Regions from separate parts of the Mus musculus genome. Here region 2 is linked to region 1. A link is a loop called in an ENCODE intact Hi-C map of the cell type or tissue named here. Cell type or tissue: left cerebral cortex. All regions are shown on one strand. Each heading gives the region's core, and the rest is flanking DNA. Links, peaks and the distances in the headings are about the cores only.

What was found. A loop is a pair of places that touch in the nucleus more often than their neighbours do. Peaks named below come from ENCODE experiments on the same cell type or tissue, not always from the same donor. Only the 100,000 strongest peaks of a DNase experiment are listed, where the experiment ranks them.
Region 2: it touches region 1 in a loop (4-fold over the local background); 11 of 42 quality-filtered maps call a loop at or near these places.

What each region holds. Positions count from the first base shown.
Region 1 is chr14:34,814,715-34,826,377 of GRCm38, reverse strand. Grid1 (glutamate receptor, ionotropic, delta 1) reads right to left here and starts at 6,242. Exons shown (of 16, transcript NM_008166.2): 1 at 6,072-6,242; 2 at 3,670-3,825. The coding sequence starts at 6,150. In left cerebral cortex, for the core only: CTCF peaks have their summits at 1,145 (motif pointing right), 1,974 (motif pointing right), 3,061 and 5,931; DNase peaks (open chromatin) are centred at 6,650, 6,802, 7,088, 7,779 and 12 more places; H3K4me3 peaks cover 4,298 bases; H3K27ac peaks cover 2,149 bases.
Region 2 is chr14:36,208,148-36,220,152 of GRCm38, reverse strand. No RefSeq gene overlaps it. Among named protein-coding and RNA genes, the nearest start is that of 4930474N05Rik, 120 kb to the right of the region's middle. In left cerebral cortex, for the core only: a CTCF peak has its summit at 7,110; DNase peaks (open chromatin) are centred at 7,129 and 8,934.

The DNA of each region.
Region 1 (11,663 bases), core at 1-8,000:
CAAATTACAACAAAATATCACCGCAATCCCTTGCTGGGGACACACTGAGCACTTCTCTTCTCTAAGGTGAAGACTGACTCCCAGCATGCCCTTACTCCCCATCCCCCAAATACTGTCTTCTGCAATAAGTGTCCGTGCTCAGGAGAAAAAGCTGGGATAGTCATCCAGCTAGAGCCAGCTACTGGGCAGACAAGTACCCCATAGAACACAGCCAAGAAAGGAGACCCAGTGAGCTGAATACTTGCTCCACAGGCACAAGGCCAGGGGGAGGAGGCTGCTAAGCAATGCTCGGCTTCTCCCAGGGCCTCCAGGGATAGCTCCTCCCTTCCCTTCTAGGCACCAGGAGCTATGCAGAGTCAGGGAATGGATAACAAGGTGGATTTCAGCCTGTGCCATTCCCACGGTTGAAAGTGCATGCCAGCTTTAACCACTACACACCAAATTAGCAGCAGGCCCTGGCTGGGGTTCTTTACCTAGAAACCGCCGACCCAATCCTCAGTATCTAACCCGCTCATTCCAGATGTGCAGAAACACTCCCAGACCCTTCTGAGAGTGTCCTCTTACCATTCTTGGAGACTGAGACATTTTTCCAGTTACACAAAAAAAGAAACTAGTGACCATTTAAAAAACAAACAAACAAACAAACAATGTCTAAACCAGTAAAAGGCCCTGACTAGAGCCTTGCTTGCCTAGAAAAAATTGCACTTGGGGCTTGAAGGTCAAATGGCACATAGCTCTGTGTTGTCTGTTGTTTAGATTGTTCCACCGGTTGGCAAGTAAAAGACCAGGTATGAGAACCAAGTGTGGTGCTGGAGGAAGGCTAGCCTCTAATGCTAGCACTCAGGAGGATGAAGTAAAAGAAGAGCCTGCGCTACTGAGCAAATCCCTGCCTCAAAAACACACCCCCCCCCCCAAAGTTCTATTTTGCAACTGAAGTACAGACCTAGACAGTCTCCTTTTTCTTGTTTCTTGTTTCTTCTTTTAAGGAAGCTTTGTCTGGATGCCCAGAGTAGCCACTTGCTATGTGAGCACACTAAGCGCACAACAGTGCATTGTTTTCTTTCTTAAAGATTTATTTGTTTTATGTATATGAGTACCCCATCTTCAAACACACCAGAAGAGGGCAGTGGATCCCACTACAGATGGTTGTGAGCCACCATGTGGTTGCTGGGATTTGAATTCAGGATCTCTGGGAAGAGGAGCCAGTGCTCTTAACTTCTCCAGCCCCATGAGGCGTCTCTTAAAGTTGGTTTTTTTTTTTTTTTTCATTAAAAAAAAAAAAAAGGCACATCTACAATACTAGGACTTTTCCCGCCACCAAGGCACAAATCTGCTGAAGCTGTGTGACAGCTGTTTCATCAACAGAGATGACCTCTCCAGGGACCCAGCTGCACAGTTCATCCATGTATGCACCCTGCCTCCGGTTAAAACCCTGTGTAAGGGCTGGGTGTGGTGGCTCACGCCTTTAATCCCAGCACTGGGGAGGCAGAGGCAGGTGGATTTCTGAGTTCGAGGCCACCCTGGTCTACAGAGTGAGTTCCAGGACATCCAGGGCTACACAGAAAAACACTGTCTTGAAAAAACAAACAAATAAAAAAAAAAAACTGTGTAAGATTGTCACCTTCAGTCCCCGGGGTCCTTCTGGTAGAGATAGCTATGCCCTACACCATGAAGAAAGTCACCAGAACCTGCAACCATTGTCGAGGTGTGCTAATCTGATAGAGGCCACAGACAGAGGTCCCAAGGAGTCATGATGAGAACACACCCACAAAAATGTCTGCGGTCAGAGGGCATCTGGAGACAGATTGTGGGATGGGGCCACATAAGAAGGACAGGCACTCCCCCATGACTCTACTTCAGAGGACATAAGACAACAGACCTCTGCCAGAGCCAGAAGCAGCACTTCACAGTCTTTTATGTATGTATTGAGTATTTTGCCTGAACACATAAGTGCATCACATTTGCGCAGGTACCAGCAGAGGCCAGAAGAGGGTGTACTTTAGACCTGAAGTCACAGGCAGTGGTGAGATACCATATGGGTGGTAGTAATCAAACCAGGGTCCTCTTCAAGAGTGGGAAGTGTTATTAATTGAGCCACCTCACCGGCCCCACAGATCTCAGAATAAAACAACACCAGTCTCTCCCTACCCACCACCACCTCCATTCAGCTCTTGAGACTGAAGATTTGGGCGTTTAAAACATCCTCCACCCTTTGAGCCTTACAGCCAGCAGCCCCTCCCCAAGAGCTGCCCCCTTCTCATCTTTTGCTGTAGTTAAAACCAGAAGGCCCTCAAAGTCCTCCCCCCATGCTGTGTGAAGATCCCAGCACTGTAGACTACATCCATCCATCCATCCATGGCTCACCCATCTTGAAGGTTACCGGCAGACTGGTAGACAGTATATAACCCAAAGCAACAGGCAGACCCTAGGCCCAGCAAGCCCAGGGAGAAACTGACAGCTGAGCTCCCTGCCCTGTAGCCCCGCCAGTTCTGGGAAGAAGTCCCTACATGCTATGCTTTCTACTGTACCCCTGTATCGGAGGCACTCGGAAGCACTAGCACCACAACGGAGCCTTGTTTGTTGTAAACAAGACAAAGGAGAGCGGGAAAGAGAATATAGTTGAGCAGGTTCCTGCCAGGGCCTTGACCAGAAATCAACAACAAGAGAGAGGGGACACTTCAAGAGCCTCCAGCCGAGTAGGCGTGGAGGGAATGCACGGGAAGGAAAGACAGAGGGAGCTGCTGTCACTAATGTATCAGAAGACATCAGACAACGGACATCTGCGGATGCTAAAAGCAGTAGTAGCTCCCATTACTTAATGTATAGATGTGTTTTGCCTGCACACATGTAAGTGCACTACGCGAGTGCAGGTGCCAGAGGGTGCCAGCAAAGACTGGTGGCCTCACTGGCTGCCCACCTGTTGCCCCTGCCTCCGCGAATCCTAAGCGAGCTAGCTGCGGGGGGCGGGGGGGGGCTGTTGCCCTGGGCAGCTAGTATTTTTCTGCCATCAGACCTAGTCCAGCTAGGCTCTTTTCCTGAGCGAACAGCGCCCACCTCCGGTCCAGGCGGCAACGTCTCCTAGGTCCACCGAGCAAGCACAAGCAAAGACGGACTGCTCCAAACACAGTGGAGAGAGGCAGAGAAGCTGAGGACCCGAGGGGCAGAAGCTTCTAGGACCCACAGAGTGTGCAACTGAGCGCTCGACAGGCTGGGCTACAGACAGGACAAACAGGAAGAGCTCTGAGCTACGAGCTCCCGTGGGCTGCAGGACACAAGAGGCTTCTGGGGAAGTGCACACGACAACGGGAACCCGACACGAAGACACACCCACCCACAAACACGCGAGAAACAAAGACCTCCCTGAGCCACACGCCTGCTCGGTAGCGGCGCAGAGCGCACACGCGCATCCACCTGGCCGGAAAGAAGCCACACAGTCCTGCCAGGAGAGCCGTTTGAGGTGCGTAGAGGCTCTCTGCTTGCCCAGACCGCACCGAACCGCCTACCTTGCTAGGCCTGGGAGGACACGCCACCATGCCTGACATAGCAGCCAAGTAAGTGCCCAAGAGGCTCTGTACAACGGATTGGGTAGCAACCCTGCCTGGACCCATTGCTGCACGGCCTCACTGCCTGCAGCCTAGTGACTCATGCATGGGCTCAGTGACCACTCACCTTCTTGCACCGCCTGGAACGGATTATTGGCCTCGATGACCTTGATGGAGTAGGTGATCTTCTCACTCTGCAGGATGTCATCATTGAGGCTCAGGTCTGATACAGCCAACTGGAACACCCTGTCGTCCTTGGCTGCGTTCTCCTCGAAGATGGCACCTGAGGAAGAAGAGGGGTCAAGACCAAGCCTGGAGAGGAACCCTTCCCATGTTCATTTAGCCCTAGGGTCAGACCACTGGGTACCACGTGGTGGGAGGACTGAGCTAGACTTTGGTTTGGTTTGGTTTATAATGCTTTGTTGAGACAGGTTCTCCTTCTGTGCCCCTAGATGCTTTCAATTCATGGTGATTCTTTATGCCTCAGCCTTCACAAGTAGAGAGATTTCAGGCATGAGGCACTAGCCTCAAGACTCTGTGCTGATTGTTGATTGGGTAGTTTAAACATCTCCCATCATAACCCAAACGGGGTGTGTTCCCCTCGCCACATCATACACGTGCACGGTTGACATAAGTTACACATTCATAGCCCACATGCTACCATCAGGTCACATGTGCTTCTTAAGCAAAGCACCTCATGTCCCAGCCATGACCCATACAGTAAGAGACTGAGGTAGCCTCCTGCTCAGATGCACCTGATGTGGTCCCATAAATCCCATCCCAGGAACCAGAGTAAATTCTCCAAAATGATAAGGTTCCCCTATCCCAATTCCAGAATGGAGTGATGACTTTTTTTTTTTCCTTTGCATTCCCTGGCAAATGCAGAAGTGAAAAGGTGGTCCACGGCCGGCCGGCTCTCCTGCACCAAAGACTTTTTTTTCTTTAAGCAGAAGGCATTGATAACCAGAATCTTGTATGGTCAAGATGCTACCAGGCCTGGTGCCTCTGCTCTTCGTTTCTCACTTCCTCTTCCTGTATGTATGAAAGGGGTGGGGCTATATCCTAAACCCCTAGACATTCTGATCTAGCAAGACTGGAGAGTCCCAGAAGAAACCACTCTTGAATGGCCCTTCTAGAAGCAGGAACAGCTCATCCGGAGCTCTGGCAGACCTGACGCTTTCACTAGGCACACAGCTTCCCTGACCCTGCCCCTATAGCGGAGATCAGTTGGACTGCTGCTCTGGGGTCCTCACTGACCCCCCACAGCCCCTTTACCAGGCGCCGAGGGTCATTGCCAAGGTCCTATTGCTTGGCCTTCTAATTGCCCTGGAGCCGAGAGCTGGGTAGGAAAAGGACTCGGCTCCCGAATTCCTCACTATACTGGAGCCGCAATGCTGACCGCGAGACCCACTCTGGCTCCTGGGCGGGAAGCACGTTTGGATCTTGGCCCGGCACCGGCACCAGAGGGGAGGCCGCAGCCCTTGGAGTAGAGACTCTGTCCCTGTCATCCCCTCCACCTTCTGCTCCGCGGGTAACATCAGCCACGTTTCCTCACACCTCCCAACCCCCAGTTTATCCGTGTTAGCTGGTCTTTCCCAACTTCCGGAAAGGCGACTGCAGAGGGGCTCCCCCATAAGCGACCGCTGTTAGTCCCCCAACCGGGCCCAACTTCTCGAGATCCCAGCCATTCTGCTCCAAACTCCTGATCACTACCCCTCCTCCGGTCTCCCCTTCCTCTGCTTTTCCTCTTCTTCCTCTCCATCCAGCGCCCCCCACCCCACTATCCATGCTCCTTCCGTTCACCCCTACCATCCACACTGTACGCTGGCCCCAAGACTTATATCAGGCAGAAACTCTAGGACTGTCCAGGATTGGGCTGCAGTTGCCACAACCAGATACACACACACACACACACACACACACACCGAGAGCTACACAGACACACACCGAGAAACGGGCAAGCACTGTGTCCACTCTAACAGGCTGACAGAACGCGACAGTCGCACTGAGAAGCTCAGATGGCCCCACACACCCCAACGCCCTCTCACAGTGACACCAACCCCGTGCCAGGTGCATACACACTGGCACGCTGACAGCACCCATCCACAGACACACATGGTTCCGCTTTGGCCTCTTTGATCTTGCCCTGCCAACTTAGCTAGCCCCGAGCCCTATCCGACCCTGGCCCCAATGTTCAAGCTGTGACGAGGGGTCCAGCCCGCGGACAGCCCCGCCAGGGGCACGCATCTCGACAAGGGTCTATCCCAGGTTCCCCGCAGCCGCGGCCCTAAGTGTCGGCAGAGGCCGCGGGGCCCCGCGCACTGACAGGAGCCCCGGGGAGTAGCGAGGTGCCCGCAGGAGCGCCGAGCGGCCAGAGCACAGCTCCTCCGCGGGGCGGCGCGGGCCTTCGGGGGAACACCGACTGCCGAGCCCCTCGGCCCGGGGAGCCGCTAAGTTTGGACTCCGCGCATCATCGGCTCTATTAGGTGGCCCCCGCCCAGCCTCGGTCCGTCTGCTCTCCCAGCTCACCGATGTGGATGATGGAGTCGGCCCGCACCGTAACGCACTGGCATATCCAGGGAAGAAGCCACAGCGTCAACGCTTCCATGTCCCCCCGGCGCGCGGCTCATCCGCCCGGGCCCGGGGCGAGGCCGAGGGCAGCGCGGAGCGGGGAGGCGCCGGTCCCGGTGCAGTCCCGGGCCGCTCCCCGGGAGAGCCGAGCCCGCCCGTGCGTCTTCCCCCGCGCTCCCGCCCCTGCGCCCTGCGCCCGCCCCAACCCAGCCCAGCCCAGCCCAGCGCTCTCGGGCTCCCGCGCCGGCTCTGGTTGCGGTTGCGGCGGCGCTCGCAGCCCGAGCCCAGGCCGGCGCGGCGGGGGCGGCCCGCGGCTGTGGCGGCGGCGCTTCCAGCGGCTCGAGCGGCTCTGGGGGCGGCAGAGGCAGAGGCGGCGGCGGCCCGGCCCGCGCGGCGGCTCCGGGCTGGCTATGTGTCTGAGCCCAGGCGAGGAGCGAACTGCGGAGGACGCCCCCTCCCCTCCCCCTCCCCCTCGGCGGCGCTCCCCCTCCCCTCCCGCCCGCCTCCCTCCCCTCCGCCCTCCTCTCCACCACGTGACTGCGGAGCCTTAGCCTAGCCGCGCGCCGCTCGCCCGCTCGGAGGGGGCGCCCGGTGCTCCGCGCTCCCGGCCGGGGGATGCTACGAGGACGGCACCACGGTGGGGACTTGGTCTGTCTGCGGCGAGCCTAGGCTTGGCCGTGTGGGCCCGGCCTCTGGGTTCGCTGGAGAAACGGAGTAGGCACAGCCATCGACTACCCTCGGGGAGGGGGAACTCGGAACTCGCTGGCGCTGGGGGACTTCAGCCGAGATTTTGCAGTCCTGTCCCTGACCAGAACGGATCAGGGGGTCTCGGAACCCGACCCCCGACTCATGCAGCCTGCAAAGAGACTACAGACCGGGGCACCGAGCCAGGAGGCATCGGGATGCTTAGCGGGCGGGCGGCGGGCTCGAACCCTGGCTGTCCGGGTAGATTTCGGCGGGCGTCCATCCCCCGCCCCCGGGGCGGTGCACTGAGCCCGGAGTCGGGCAGGAGGCTCAGACTCTGAAGCCCAATTCATGGCCGGAAACCGGCGCAGCCGTGACCGCGGCGCCTGGACGTGAGGAGCCTTCCAAGCGGCCGGCGCTCTCAGACAGCGACCTGTACGAAGCCTTCTAGAGCGAGCCCGGGAGGAAAGCTCGCTCCCAGCCGCGGAAGCAGAGCGGGGCTCCCGCCGCCTCCGGGTTCCCTGACTCTGGCTGACCACCCCCGTGAAGCTGCTGAGAGATGGGGGGGGGGGGGCGAGGTCGCAATCCGGTCTCAATTCTCTCACCCAGGTCCTAGTTGGACGAGGCTCCACTTAACACACCTAAGATTTCAGGGAAACAGTTGAGCCCTCCAGGATTCTGATTCCTTCGGAAACCGGGTCCAGCTGAGTCTGGCAGAACTGGGCGCCAGGATGAGCACTGGGTTCAAAGAACCAAGATAGGCTCAGCTTTGCCTAGAGCTCCCAGCACCGTAGGAAAGGTAGACGGCCATACAGGTCATTAAAAAATGTGGAGAGGACAGTTGAGGAGCTTTGGGCCTGGGCTCTGGCCCAGCCTAAGGGAGAAAGGCAGCTATGGATTCTGAAAGAAGAAGATAGTTTCCAAAGGCTACTTAGGGAGGAGAAGCTTGCAGGCATTTGGTGCTGCTAGTGAGCCAAAACAGGAAGAGAAGAAAGAACTGTGTGGGGAACGTGCATTTGTGTGTGTGTGAAGCTGCCAGCCACTGAGTTGTCACTGGCAAATTCAGCTTTTAAAGGGTTGGCGAGGAGTCTGTGCAGAGAGGCCAGAAGGGTCCTGGAAGCTGTTGTTAGGCAGTGTCTCAGCTGACCAGAGGGGTAATGGGGCTATGCGACATCAAAGAGCACTGTTCTATGATGAGGGGACATGGTGAGCGCGGAAGAGAGAAAAAGCCTCCCTCCCGTGGGTGGGAGGGAGGCTGGGCTGCAGGACTAAGTGCGGCCCTACACAACTTACCTTTTCAAGAAAGGTACCACCACAGGACCCTGCGGTAGGAGGGGGGAAGTGCCTATCCAGCTGATCCAAAATCCCCGCCTCTCCAGTTTTTCAGCCCTGCGAAGTTGCAGCATTCCCTAGCTGAAAAGTTGTAGGGAAGTGGGAACTAAAGTCTCATCAGCTTCAGGATTTAACAATGTAGCTCCTCCTGTGGGGACTGACTCCATGGTGGGAAGACAGTAAGGAAGTGTGAACACAGGCACACGGTTCAATCCTGGATGATGGAGTCACTATAGTTTGAGACCTGCAGGTCACATCTCAAGTTGGAGCCCCTGAAAATGTGTAGCCTGGAGAAACCTCCCCTCCTGAGCTGAGCACCCCTTGTCTTCAAACCCCGGGGTGCTACGGAGTCATTTGCCATCCCCGGGTAATCCAGAGAAGCTGGGGCCTGTGAATCTGATCTACAGAACACGCCACACTAGAAGCCCAAACTAGAAGGTCCTGCACACTCCATCCCTGGCCATTAGGGCAATTCTGCACAACTCTTACTTCTAGAGAAGTCCAGAGACCACAAGAGACCAAAGCAGACCCATCTCTAGGCAGGAGGATTGTGGTCTTATCTCTGCTGCATGATGTTAGGATTGGCAGCAGCTCCCAGAGAGCAGGGCTGGGGGCCATGCTCACCCAACCTTTGTTTCTAGCTGAGTTCAGCCTTGACAAGTCCTGACCATCTCTGAGACTGTAAAACTCTTTCCTCAAAATCGGGTGTCATTTTCTTTCCTTTCTTTCTTTCTTTCTCTCTCTCTCTCTCTCTCTCTCTCTCTCTCTCTCTCTCTCTCTCTCTCTCCTATTTATTTTACTTTTGAATTTTTTTACTGTTGTTTTGCTTTTGAGACAGAACAACATTTGGTTTTTGTGCAGACTGACTCCATAGTGAAATGATGGTAAGTGTGATGTGGCCACTTAGAGTCTCCAATTCATGTAGCTTTGGCTGTCCTGGAGTATGCTTTGTAGACCAGGCTAACTTCACACAGAGATCTGCCTACCTCTGCCTCCTGGGTGCTAGGGTTAAAGGCATGCGCCACTATGCCTGGCAAAATCAGGTTTGTTAAACTCAGGAAACACAGCACAAGTTCACCATTCTGTAATAACCTAGATATCGAAGGCAAGCTATCAGTGTCTAGGCCTCGAGATGTATACCCATTGCTCAGAGGGAAAGACTAACGCACACAGAAAGATAGGATTTGCCCACAACATGGGAGGAGTTGTTGGGAGAATCAGAACTCAGTCTTCTTGGGTTATCCCTCACTACACAAAGGTGTATTTATGGAAACCAAGAGTGAGTCAATCTGTCCAATCCTTTAGTTGTACTTCAGCCAACACCAGGATTGCCTTTTTGAAAGATCTCTTCGGTTAAGATGATTTTAAGGACATTTATTTAGCATGAAAACCTATGCTCAGCCCTCCCTTTCCTTCCCAGGGGGTAGGCTTTTACACACATGGACACTGAAGAAGGTTGTAGTCATCAGGCCTTTCCACTAAAGTACTGCTGGGAGCCAGCAGTTTGCAACCAACAATGCAGGTCAAATGTCCAGACAAAGAGAGAGGCCACAGGGGCCCACTTGGAAGACACAACCGTTGTGACTGGCACTCTAGAAACACAAATCTCACCAGTCTCCATCACCATTCTCATTCCAGACAATAACTGGGTCAAGAAAAGGACACCTGGAATCCTGGCCCTCCTTGTGACCTGTGATCCTGGCAGGTCTGGGGAGTCTCCTACCCAAGTAGAGCCACCACCTGACCAGCCCCAGAACAGATGCATCCTAAGGATGTACACCGCCTAGGGAGCTGTCCAGGGTACCTGAGACCAGCATCTTCCTCCTGCAAAGCACAGCTGGCGGTCCAGCTGCAATTGCAGGAAGGGTGCAGCTGGCAGACAGACCACAAGGAAGTCTACAGCTTTGGCTATGGAAGCTTAGCTCCCTTGTGTGCACATGGAAGAGGCTAGGCAGACCCAAGCCTAGCTGTAGAGGGCTCAGCCGGCATCTAGGAAAGAGCGCTCACTACCCACAGGCTCCAAGGAACCTACTCACTGGTAGGACCTGAGGAGAGCCACTGCCTCCCTACCCAGCTTCCCATTGCTGCTTTGCCTTGCTTTATTTTGTTTGCTGAGGCAAGGTCTTACCGTGCATCTTAGACCACCCACGAATTTGAGATCCTCCTGTTTCAGCCCCCAAAATGGAATTGTAGGCGTGTGCAGGCTGCTGGGGTATGCCCGAGATGACTACTACTGTTATTGCTGCTGCTGCTGCTACTCTTCCTCCTTCCTCCTCCTTTTCCTCTTCGTTCTCCTCCTCTTCCTCTTCTTCTTCCTTCTCCTCTTCCTCTTCTTCTTTCTCCTCCTCTTTCTCTTCTTCTTCCTCCTCTTCCTCTTCTTCCTCCTCCTCCTTTTTCTTCCTCCTCCTTTCCCTCTTCTTCCTCATCTCCTCTTCCTCTTCTTCCCCCTCCTCCTCTTCCTCCACCTCTCCCTCCTCCTTCTCCTCCCCCTCCTCCTCTTCCTCCTCTTCCTCCTTTAACACACTCCCTTATTGCTTGTTTCCTCCATTCCCTCAGCAGCCATCTGACACATCTGTTGAATGATAATGACCCAGCTCTGCTTTGTCTCTTTTGCCAACCTCTCTCATCTCGTTTTTAGTACTTATATTTATTTGATCATCCTTTATATGACTGTGTTTTGTTTTGTTTTGTTTTGTTTTGTTTTGTTTTTGTTTTAGTTTGCTTTCCCTCTTGGTCATTCTCTTGAGTTTTTACTTTCAAATTTCCCAGGCCAGCAATCTCTAGTCTCACTTATCCCATGATTCGAAGCTTCATTGATTTAGTCTTCAGTTTTATGGAGGACAGTGTGGCTGGAGAAAGTGCAGCTGGGGATAGCCTCCTCCCAAGAGCAGGATGCTGAGTCGGCATCAGGGCAGGACCCGCACAGCTGAGGGCACTGTCGATAATGCAGGCATCACCATGGCTGGCAGCCCAGGAGCCACATGCCAATGAGGAGAAAAAAAAAAGATCATGTCTTGTGTGATCACACCCCAACAGGAGCACCTCATCTTTGTAAGGAAAAGGCCTTCCTTCATCTATTCCCTTATACAGAACAAGACGCAGTGTGATTAGAATCAACCACCCCAAGAAGCTACCTATGGGGGGAGAAAAAGCAGGCTAGAGTGCTGGATCCAGAAGGGTGCTTTGGGCAGGAAGACGGCGGGGTCAAACCACAACTAGAGCCATCTGAGGCTCCCACAAAAATGCTCTGGAACCTCCTAATCCCTTGGGTCCCTGGAAGATCCACCCCTTCCTTCAGGCTTTCTGAAAGAAGAAGAAAAGTGAAGTTTGCACAATGATGTCTTGAGTTGAAAGGGACAGTCAAAGGGAAGTAAGGTGTGGGCACACCCAGACACACCCTTCTGAGCTGTCATGCCAGCCTCTGGAGGAGCAGTGTTTGCATCCTTCCAATCGGAGGCTCTGCAATCTACAAGCATGGGGAATCTTCAGGACAGGTCCATGCTCCTGGGACACCTAAGCCCAACAATGAATACG
Region 2 (12,005 bases), core at 2,762-10,761, 1.4 Mb before region 1:
TGAATCCATGTACACAACATGACTTTTATCACAGTATTTGCATGGCAAGGTGCAAGACAGAGGTATGAGCATCTCTGGAATCTTACAAGAAGCTAGCTTGGCATAGGAAACTTCAAAACAAGAGCATACCCTTTCTCAAAGAAGGTAGAGAGATGGTAACAATGCCTGAGGGTATTTTCTAGTCTTCACAAGCATGCCATGGCATGTGCATGGCCATACTTACACAGGAATGTACACACACACACACACACACACACACACACAGAGAGAGAGAGAGAGAGAGAGAGAGAGAGAGAGAGAGAGAGAGAGAGAGAGAGAGAGAGTTAAGACCAACAATAATAAAAGGAATAAAAAGAGTTCTATAATTTTGCTTCTATTTCACTTCGTTATTTTTTCATCTATATACCTTGTTGTTCACTATGCTCACTGGTTCCAGATATTTTCCAACCAAACCGGCCCCATTTTAAAAATTGTATTTTTATTTAAGCTTAGTTTGTTATTATGTTTGTTACTGTTCTGACAACAGCAAAAGAATAGCACTGCAAATGTGCAGTGGGATAAAGAGAGACTTGAAGAGAGGTAGAAGAGAGGAGGGACAGATAGAGAAAGAGAGGAATAGAAGGGAAATTAATGGGAAAGAGAAGAGAGAAAGAGGTGAAGAGGAGGAAGAGATGGGAGGAAGGAAGCGAGGCAGATAAAGGAGTGAGGGAGAGAAAGTGAAATAGCTTCTCTACCAGATGAATTTTCTGTAGCAATCTCCAGAAAATTGGGCGTTTTCAAACTTTACCTTAAAGACAATTCAGAATTAGTGACTAAGAATCTTCGGTGGGTGAACTTGTTAGGAATTTTCTCTCCAGTGAATGACAACTACAGAATTTTAAGATTGTCTTAACAGAGGACCCTGTTAAACCATCACAGGCTCCATGACATAGGTGCTTCGTTGACACTGGACTTCTTGATAATTCTAAGCAAGCTGAATTTCTGATTTAGTGCTGGTGTTATGTTAAAAGTAAATTATATACTTAACCAACTAGTTTACACTGCACCTGTGGATTTGTGTATAGACAAATGTTGTAAATCAAGTCTCATTAAAACATCAAAATATTAAGGATGCATTTTATAAAATAAAGCATAATGGACCACAAAGCAAGAGTTCAAAATAAATGAACTACCAGTTTTTATTCAAGTGGAAAAATGACACCCCCTTATCCAATAACTGCTGAATGCCACTAGATTCATATGGAGGAGTGTGACCTCACAGCCCTTTACACATCTATGATAAAATATTGATGAGCCCAGTCTTGTACAGGTGCTGTCCATATAGCTACAGTGAGCTAGTGAGAGCAACAACTAACTCATGTCTAGAACTTTTCTCTTGCTACACAATTGCCTGCCTACTCCAACCTCTTACATCATTTTTAAGGCCTCTTCCATAATGTTCTCTGAGCCTCTACTCTATCATCCCTTATTCTCAGCACTCTGGCCAGTTAATGAATTTCTGCAATGACTGTTTTCCAATGCAGTAAGAAGCTTCAAAGATGGAAGCTGCCAACACTGCAGATACAAATGTGAGAATTTAAAGGTGTGTTTGAAAACTTGACTATTTAGCAATGTAATGGCAGTAGGTTCTCCCACAGGGTCCCTGATATCCCTAGATGTGGGCTCTATAGTAGGTTTCTAGAGTCATCATGTGTTCTTTCCTATTGAGCAATCCTCAGAGAGCCAGTCATAAAGTGGATTGATACCTTTTAAGTACAGCCATGCCACTATTGTATCACAGTGCACACACTGCCTGGCAGATTAGTATTGTAGCTTCCAGAGTTCACAGCTAGGTAAGATTGTTGCCTACTATAATATCACCCAGCACTATGAAAGCCAGGTAAGAAGAAGGAAGCTCAGATCAGCTCAGTTCAGTTCAGCTCAGCATGACCTCTCTCTCTGTCCTGTGACAGTGGTGTATAGTATTTCCTCCAATATGGTCTTACCAGCAAGTTCTGGTAGATAGCTGAGAGCAATAGGAAAAGTTTGTATTGTTTGGAGGACTTCTTGGACCTACTATAAAGGTTGTGATGAGGAAAGAAGAATATAATTTTATGACAACTGTTGCAGGGAAAGAAATGCCAAAGCCAGAGTGAACAAGTTCCCAGTCTAGAGATTTCCCTGCTGTTCATTTTTCCCTTCATCTCTGGAATGATTGACAAAGAGAACAGAAATATGTATTCTTCTTACCATAAAAGTAGCCAATATTGCTCTAGTAAACTATAAATTTTATTTAGAACTTGACACTCATGTCTTAACTGAAGCTGTGCTTGCAATAAGGGATAGTATTGTGATCTAAGAATAGAGGAATCTGACATGGAGCATAACTTATACTTGGATATAACAGGAGACCAAAAAAAAAAAAAAACATTCTTTTGAAGCATATGTGTCTGTAATCTGTGCTTGCACAATGTGCTGCCATTCTGCACGTGCATAAAGGAAAGAGTGAGCAATCGATTTGGTTTGAGAATCCCAGAGAGCAGCAGAAAGGTTTTGACATTTACAGTGGGTCTTAACCAAGTTGAATAATAGAGAACGAAAGCAATATGAGCAAAGACATGGGCTTTCAAATTTGTGCAATGAGGAGAATTATGGCATGTTTAGACAATAGTATTTGAACATGCAGGTGAATTTGCAATGGTGGCCTGAAGCCAATATTCTTAAAAGAAGGTGTCCCATGTGCATTTACAAGATACAGAAATAGCAGGAGACCATGAAGTTCTCAAATCTAAGATTTCTATCAAAGTATGTCTACAGAATGAAACTTTTCAATGCAATGGGGAAAATATTAAAGGGAGAAAGACTATAGGCAGAGAGGTATTGGTAAAGAGTTGAGGCAATGCAGGTGAAGAGTGACTTTTACAAAGAAGGTAATGGAGACAGTAATGATGAAATTGCCCACCCTGGAAGCAATAGAAGAATGGGTAGCAGTGAGTAATATATGTGTTGTGTGGTTTGAGGTCTGTAGCTTGGCTCAGTGGATTGCTAAAACCAGAATGGGCAAAAGAAAGACCCTTAGACTTGAGGAAATGGAAAGTAAAATGGACTTGGAAAATATTTGCATTCACTCTGCTTTAAGACTTTGCCATGCAGGTGTTAATAGAGAGATTAGTAACAGATTTCATGTGGTCAGCAAAGAATTATTAGAAAAAAATGATACATGTTAATAGGTTTAGTTTCAGGTATGGTGACAGAGGTCTGGAAATGAAGCATTAGTAAGCAGTAGAAGAGGCAGAAAAGAAAGTGACACTGAAATCCTCTAGGACAAAAAAAAATTTTCAAAAGCAACTCATTTGTGGAAGTGTGAAATTACAGAGCTAGTCAAAATGGGATGATTCATCAAAGAGCCCGGTGTATATGTGGGGTTTGTTTGTTTTCCATGGACTTCTTCTGAACTGTTAATGGAGTAGGGCTCTGAGGTTGGGATGTTATAAAAGACAACAAATCAAAAGCAATGACTACCAGCTTGGCTTGTAAGTGGGATGGAGAGAAGTAGATGGTATACATGTGTGAGATTCATATAAAGGAGCTGTTAGAATGTGAGGCAGCAAAGGCAGTGCGAACATAAACTCCAAGGAAGACAGAGAGTAAAAAATGAGTTAGCGTGTGCCCTCTGCAACTTCTGCCATGATTAAGAGCATCACTGAAGGGTAATAGCATCTAATAGATTCTTACAAAGTATGTTTCTTGTTCTTTTTACCCTTGGGCTAACTTTAATTAATTTAGATCTAGAGATAATACCTGACAATTGTTTAAGAAAAATTATGTAGCTAAAGCAGGATGCAGGGAGCCATAGTGAGGCTGATCTGGAATGAAGTGGGAAACAGTTTTACAGGATGTGCTATCATCTCTGTCTATTGTGATCTCACATCTGCCTTCAAGACAGGACTTGCTGGCTGACAAGTTACAGGTTGTGGGTGGTCTGTCTGAGATGGTTTAATCTATTCTGATTTTACTTGGATTTCTATTGTGCCAAGAAAGGGGAGTGAGTCTGAAGGCAAATGAATCTGAATTTCAGTATTGGTTTTAGTAGCAAGAACTGAATGGTGTGAGCCTCAGTTTCCAGAGCTGTAATCATGGCAAGTCCTCTTCTTTTGAGCTAGTAATGATTTTAGTTGGATGGATAGATGATAGATAGATAGATAGATAGATAGATAGATAGATAGATAGATAGATTCGGTTCCTGCACCTTATAGAGCAAAAATGATTGGCAAAGGGTAAGATTTATTAAGTTGTTATGAAATATAATCCAGTCTTCTAAAATGGTGTTTTGCTGTGCACTCGTCTAGGGTCATTTCCTGGGGGAACAAAAGTTACATGTCAATTGCTATCTTAAGGATATGGAGGCAGATGAGTTAGACATCTGTCCTTGTTACAAAAGTTTCAAAGCTGTGTAAAATATGTTTAGCTATGAAGCAAAGTAGGAAAAAGGGTTCTCATTACCTCAATATTCTATCTTTTTTTTTTTTTGGTTTTTAGAGACATCATTCTTAATCATCTATGACTTCTTCATTTTGATCTCTCTCTCTCTCTCTCTCTCTCTCTCTCTCTCTCTCTCTCTCTCTCTCTCTCTCTCTCCATCCTTCCCCAACTCAAAAGGATTAAAAAGATATAACAAATTTCATAATCTAAATCTAACTAATTCTTCCAAGGCAGGTCCACTTTTTGCTACACTAATAAATATGTAGTCAAATTATAGATCAAACTCCTTAGTGATGAATTTCCTGGAGTCTTGGAGAGTCAGTAAAGGAATGTGCTCCACCCGGGGCCTGCTATTCCACATCCTGGATTCACAATAGCTCTATGCTGAAGGCCACCACCTTTTCTGTGGCACTAAACTGATGACAGTAGCTCAATATTATCGGTAGTGAAATATGTGACCTACTTCCATGCCATCCTTTCCTACTGCCTTCATTACTAATTTATACTAATTTATGCTTACTATGTAGCTTCCTAGCCTTCAATATCCTTGCATTTAGGTCAATAGTCCAATCATGGGATATGCCCTGCTGTAGAATCTCCTCCCTCTCTCTCTCCCTCCCTCCCTCATCCCCTCCCACTCTCTCTCTCTCTCCCCTCTCCCCTTCAAGCTCTTCAGAAGGGAGGTATAGATCTAAAATCTCAATAATTTATGACAGCCGTTCTGGAAGCTCTACAAAGCTTGAGTTCCCTCTAACTACACAAGAAGAGACAGAGGGCGGGATTATGAGACTAGTCCTGTCCCTTCCTAAACTCACAAGGATTTCCCCTGTCTTCTTAAGGATTTGGGATAACAGAGTCTTATGTAAAAATTCCAAACATAGCTTCCCTTTTAATTTCATTGAGATTTCTACCATTCTATTCTCTTCTCCTGGATTTTAACAGCTAACATTTTTATGTCTGGTTTATCATCTCCAGTTATTGATCTTATCTGTTTTCCCGAAGAACTCTGCTCTTAATGTCCGGTGGAATATAAAATCACTAGACTTTCTCCTATCTCCTTCCATCATTCTTCATCTCATATAAGGGAACTACTTATTTCTAAAAAGCAGCACAAGACTATTTTCTTCATTTGTCAGAAAACATAGTATAACTTGATGTTAGAGGATGAATACTTTAATTTTTTTGTATTTATTTATCCCAAATGAACCAAATTTTATTTATAAACTTCTAATAAAGCTGTCCTTTGTCTATCATCTTCAAACCCATTTTTTCCATGCAGCTTTGGAATGTTAAGATCAGATTTCTAAAAACAGACACATCAGTAATAACTGCTCCTTTGTGATTGGGTTACCTCACTCAGGATGATACCCTCTAGGTCTATCCATTTGCCTAGGAATTTCATAAATTCATTCTTTTTAATAGCTGAGTAGTACTCCATTGTGTAAATGTGCCACATTTTCTGTATCCATTCCTCTGTTGAGGGGCATCTGGGTTCTTTCCAGCTTTTGGCTATTATAAATAAGGCTGCTATGAACATAGTGGAGCATGTGTCCTTCTTACCGGTTGGGACATCTTCTGGATATATGCCCAGGAGAGGTATTGCAGGATTCTCTGGTAGTACTATTTCCAATTTTCTGAGGAACCGCCAGACTGATTTCCAGAGTGGTTGTACAAGCTTGTAATCCCACCAACAATGGAGGAGTGTTCCTCTTTATCCACATCCTTGCCAGCATCTGCTGTCACCTGAATTTTTTATCTTAGCCATTCTGACTGGTGTGAGGTGGAATCTCAGGGTTGTTTTGATTTGCATTTCCCTGATGATTAAGGATGTTGAACATTTTTTCAGGTGCTTCTCTGCCATTCAGTATTCTCACACAATATGTACTCACTGATAAGTGGATATTAGCACAGAAACTTAGAATACCCAAGATATAAGATACAATTTGCAAAACACATGAAGCTCAAGAAGAATGAAGACCAAAGTGTGGGCACTTTGCCCCTTCTTAGAATTGGGAACAAAACACCCATGGAAGGAGTTACAGAGACAAAGTTTGGAGCTGAGATGAAAGGATGGACCATCTAGAGACTGCCATATCCAGGGATCCATCCCATAATCAGCCTCCAAATGCTGACACCATTGCACACACTAGCAAGATTTTGCTGAAAGGACCCAGATATAGCTGTCTCTTGTGAGACTATGCTGGGGCCTAGCAAACACAGAAGTGGATGCTCACAGTCAGCTATTGGATGGATCACAGGGCCCCCAATGGAGAAGCTAGAGAAAGTACCCAAGGAGCTAAAGGGATATGCAACCCTATAGGTGGAACAACAATATGAACTAACTAGTACGCCCCAGAGCTCGTGTCTCTAGCTGCATATGTATCAGAAGATGGCCTAGTATGCCATCAGTAGAAAGAGAGGCCCATTGGTCGTGCAAACTTTTTATGCCTCAGTACAGGGGAATGCCTGGGCCAAGAAGTGGGAGTAGGAGGTTGGGGGAGTGGGTGGGGGAGCGTGTGGGTGACTTTTGGGATAGCATTGGAAATGTAAATGAAATAAATACCTAATTTTAAAAAACCTCTACCAGAAAAATAAATAAATAAATAAAAAGTAAAAAGCTGCTCCCTACTGGCAATTTCAAGCAGGGCCACTAGAGGGACGCACGAGGCTAGAGCAGAGACAGGCTTTCCTGCCTGCATGCCTGTATTTTTTTGCCTCTGCTTCCTCTTCCTGTGAGCATCACCCAGCAAGTCTTCATTCTCCTTGAGGCAGTTTCTTCCTGGAACAGCAGTTAAATTCAGTTTACAATTTCTCCAACATTTGTTTAGTCAACTTTATTTTATATCTCTCTGAGATACCCGCACAGGACAGACACACTTTTCTGAGACTGCTGAGGTTCTTTGAGCTCAGACACCAGCATTTACTGTCAGGAATCTCTACGTACAGTGTCCTGTCTCTACAGCATCTGGATCTGAACCATTCCGATCTAACCCCTTCCCCTAGCTCTAGGATGGGAGCTCATCCAGTACACGATACTTTGACAATAGAAGGCTAAAAACCCTTCTACTTGCTTAATAATTCTATGTCTTAAAGATTCTCATAAAAAATCACTGATAAATTTTAAATCCCCCAAATAAATCTAACCTAGTTCCATCGTACTAAATGAATGTTAGCTCACAGCCACAAAGCTGTTATTTGTTGGTAGGGCTTCAGGGAGAAGAGGGAAAGGCCACTGTGGTTATACATCTTTTTTTAATACATCTGCTGATCCTGTGTGTTTGGTGCAGACATTCTGTGATCTTCAGCTTAAAAGGAAAGATGACAGCCACTGAGGAAACAAATATAGGAAAAGAATCACAGGGTTTAAGACTAAAACAACTTAACTATTCACACTAGATTTTTTTACAAAACACCGTCCTCACAGACAGCCCAAACCATCAGTATCTTCTGGGAGCACAGAAACAACATCAACCTCCATGTGAGCCAAGATCTGAAGAGCAAGAATCTGTGTCTAACGGTCGAGCGTTTCGTATGCATTCCAGTTTGGTGAACACTGCTGGATATCATAGAGCACCAGATGAAACAAGTTCTACAGGAAGCAAAAATGATTTTCTATGTTTGTGTTCCTTTCCAATCCTGGCTGTTTCACCTATTCATGGCTCTATACCTCCTTAGACATGGCCTTCATTATACACAATCACTAAATTTTAGAAAAAATGAAAAGGAATATTGTTAGGATTCTAGTCTTCCCATGTTAGGTTCAGTCTTTTAAGTATTACCATTCATTTATTTTGTATATGCACATATATGTGTGTGTGCCTGTTTTATTTAAGTGTTTTTGAAATGCTGAAAAAAAATGCTGAATCCAGATCTAAAATATACTATGTAAATGACTACTGACTACTTTTCAAATCTTTCCTATTTCAAAACAAAACAAAACATAATGGGAAATTCAGTTGGTAACTGGTTATCGTAGTTTCTCTATTAGCTATAATTTCTTTCTTCTACAGATTCCAAGAGGACATCATTGCATGTCAGTCTGGTAGTGTGACCTGTGAGAAAACACAGACCAATCAGGGCTGTGCCCATCCATATCTTAGGGGGGAAGGTAGTCATTGAAGGTGAAAGTGCACTCAGCAAAACAGACAAATGCACAGATACCTGTAGAAATGACACGTTGTTTGTGTAAGGAGAGTAGGTTCAAATCCATTTACTTTCTGAGGTAGTGCTGAAGAGTCTTTTGGAAACATGACATTTTCTTAGGCTTCCATGAGGAGAGAAAACTGAAATTACTGCCTACTTGAGACAATATCCAAGCCTGAGGTCTGGGGGACAGCTAGTGACAGCTGGGGACAAAGTAGAAATAGAGGTGTCCCCAGCAATTTCATCTCTGAAAACATGCAGCAGAAAAAAAAAAACCCTCCAGACAAAACCTGTAGGGACGGCACTCTGGACTCCTGCCAAATCTTTCACTATCTTACTACATGTTAACTGTAGTCTATGGAAAAACTTCAGCACAACAGATGTGGGCAACTCAGAGGGAAAACACATCTTTGACAGTTGCTGAGAAAATACATTAAGTTTTAAAAATATCTGATTTGTGTTCTCTGAGATAAAGAGGAAACATGAAATGAAAAAATAATATGGAAGGGAAGAAGAGATGAGATTAAAAACAATAAGAATATGAGCTAAAATAGCAATAACAGGAAAATTTAAAGACTGTTTACAACCCCTTAAAATAACATCAGATTTAAAATTGTATTGGGTTACAAAAAGAAAAAAATCACAATAATGCAGAAAAATTACATTAATACTGGGGAGAATGATTGAAAACATTTCCAGAAATCAAAAGAAAAGATAAAATATTATAGTATAGAAATTCTTGGGAAGGTGGGAGACATGTACAGAGGAAGGAGAGAGTTGGGAAAGACAAACTGGGAAACTATGAATTACAAGCATCTCTATGAACAAGCCAATCCCTCTCCAAAATAAAGCAGGACAAAGGCAGGAAAAAATAATTCTAATGAACAATAATTTTCAGAGGAACAAAGTGGAGTAGTTAGAGTGGGTTTAGTTTTTAAATGTGAAAAATAAATGTTGGAATGATGTGAACATGACAATAAAACTCAAGCAACTTTCCCAAGTGAATGTAGTCAGTGAGAGGCAGCAAGACAGGAAGTCGGAGTCCTCTTGTCTGAATGGGTAGGTGAGACAGTGAGCATCAACCATGATTGACTTCACAGAAACAAAACAAAACAAAACAAAAAGACAAACAAACAAACAAACAAACAAACCAAATAAAAAACCACCCTGTATTCTGCTAATTTGCTGAAGATAGTCATTACCACAAATCTGGGTATGGGTTTGTTTACTACAATAACCCCAAGACAGAGGAAATATTTCACTTCTGTACCTATTTCAGCAGCCACATTGACATAGAGATTCACCAAAAGTCATGTATTTTCAGGGAAATAGAGCTAGATACATGAAGTTTACTGGGAGGTTATACAGAAGGCACTAGCAGGTTGGGTGGTTTCAAATAACCTTAACAACAGCTAGTACAGACAACATAGCAGTTCTTGATTTAAGGTTTTATTGATTTGTAAGAGTGTGTGTGTGTGTGTGTGTGTGTGTGTGTGTGTGTGTGTGTGGTGTGCTGTGTGTGTGTCTGTGTGACTGTGTGTGTGTGGTGTGTGTGTGTGTGTGTGTCTATGTGTGTGATGTGCTGTGTGTGTGTATGTGTTTATGTGTGTGTGTGGTGTGTGTGTGTTTATGTGTGTACGTGTGGGGTGTGTGTGTGTGTGTGTGTGTGTATGTGTGTGTGTGTGTGTGTGGTGTAAGCATGTGTGTGCATGGGACAGGGATCTGAGTAAATGTGTTTATATTAGTGTAGAACAAGCAGAGGCCAGAAGTGAGCAACAGACTCTCCAGAGTTGGGTTGGAGTTATAGGTGATTGTGGGCAACCAGGCATGGAGACTTGATACCAAACCCAGGTTTCCAGGAGAAGCAGTAGGAGCTCTTAGTTCCTGAGCCAACTGTCTGATCCTGCCCCTTATCTTTCTCGGTATATGTAACTTCTAATTTTCTTTCTTTTTTTTAATACATTTTTATTAGAAATTTTCTTCATTTACATTTCAAATGTTATCCCCAAAGTCCCCTATACCCCCCACCACTGCCCGGCTCCACAGCCCACCACTCCTGCTTCCTGGCTCTGGAATTCCCCTGTACTGGGTCATATGATCTTCGCAAGACCCAGGGTCTTTCCTCCCATTGATGGCCGAATAGGCCATCCTCTGCTACATATGCAACTAGAGACACAGTTCTGTGGGGTACTGGTTAGTTCATATTGTTGTTCCTCCTATAGGGTTGTGGACCCCTTTAGCTCCTTAGCTACTTTCTCTAGATCCTTCTTTAGGGGCCCTGTGTTCCATCCAATAGATGACTGTGAGCATCCACTTCTGTATTTGCCAGGCACTGGCATAGCCTCCCAAGAGAGAGCTATGTCAGGGTCCTGTCAGCAAAATCTTGCTGGCATATGCAATAGTGTCTGAGTTTGGTGGTTGTATGTGGGATGGATGCCCAGGTGGGGCAGTTTGTGGATGGTCCTTTCTACTGTCTCAGCTCCGAACTTGGACTTTGTAACTCCTAATTTTTTTTGATGTTTACCTTTCCTTCTTTGTTCCTTGCCTACATGTTTTAATTTTTCCCTTTATTTTAAAGCAATTATTTCTGTCTATCCCCAGCCTCAAATGAGATTTTCCAGTTCAGTCATCACTTTAGCTATTGATTAACTTTGAAACTGAGGGTCAGGAATTGTTTCCTCCACAGTTTTCTCATTTTCAAAGTGGGCAGAGAATATCAGGATGGGTGATAGAAGAACATTAGATAAGTTGGTTCTGGACCTTAGGTTGGACTTATAGGGCTATACAGAAAGAGGGAAAGGGAAGAAAAATAAGACATAATCACCTGAGAAATATGAATTAACAGCAACTTTGTGATACTGTAAAAGGATGGCTATCCTCAAGAATTCTTAACAAATGATAGTGAAGATATTTGCAAAGAAAAACCTTATTCACTTTTGTGGGGAGTGCAAATTTGTATGGCTATTTTGAAAATCAGTGTGGAGGTTTCACAAAAAAATTAAAAACTGAAATAGCACATGACCCAGCTAAACCACTCCTAGGCACATATCCTATCACAGAGGCACTCGTCTATTTATGTTTATTGCTACTCTATTCAAGGTAAGAAGAAAAGAGAACCAGCCTGGCTGTCCATCAATAGACAAATGAATAATAAAATTGTGTTACTCAAATAAAATGGAGTTTTATTCAGCTATATAGAAAAGTTGGTTTTTTAAAAATAATTGTATATATCTGGAAAGTATAATGTTAAGTGAAGTGACCCAAACTAAGAATGACAAAATCCATATGTCGCCTTTTGTACATGAATCTTAGCCAGTCATATATTTGTACGTCTCAACAAATGGGTGTATTGTGAATAAATCTTAAAAGCTAAGAGAGCACTCAGGAGGCAGAGGCAGGTG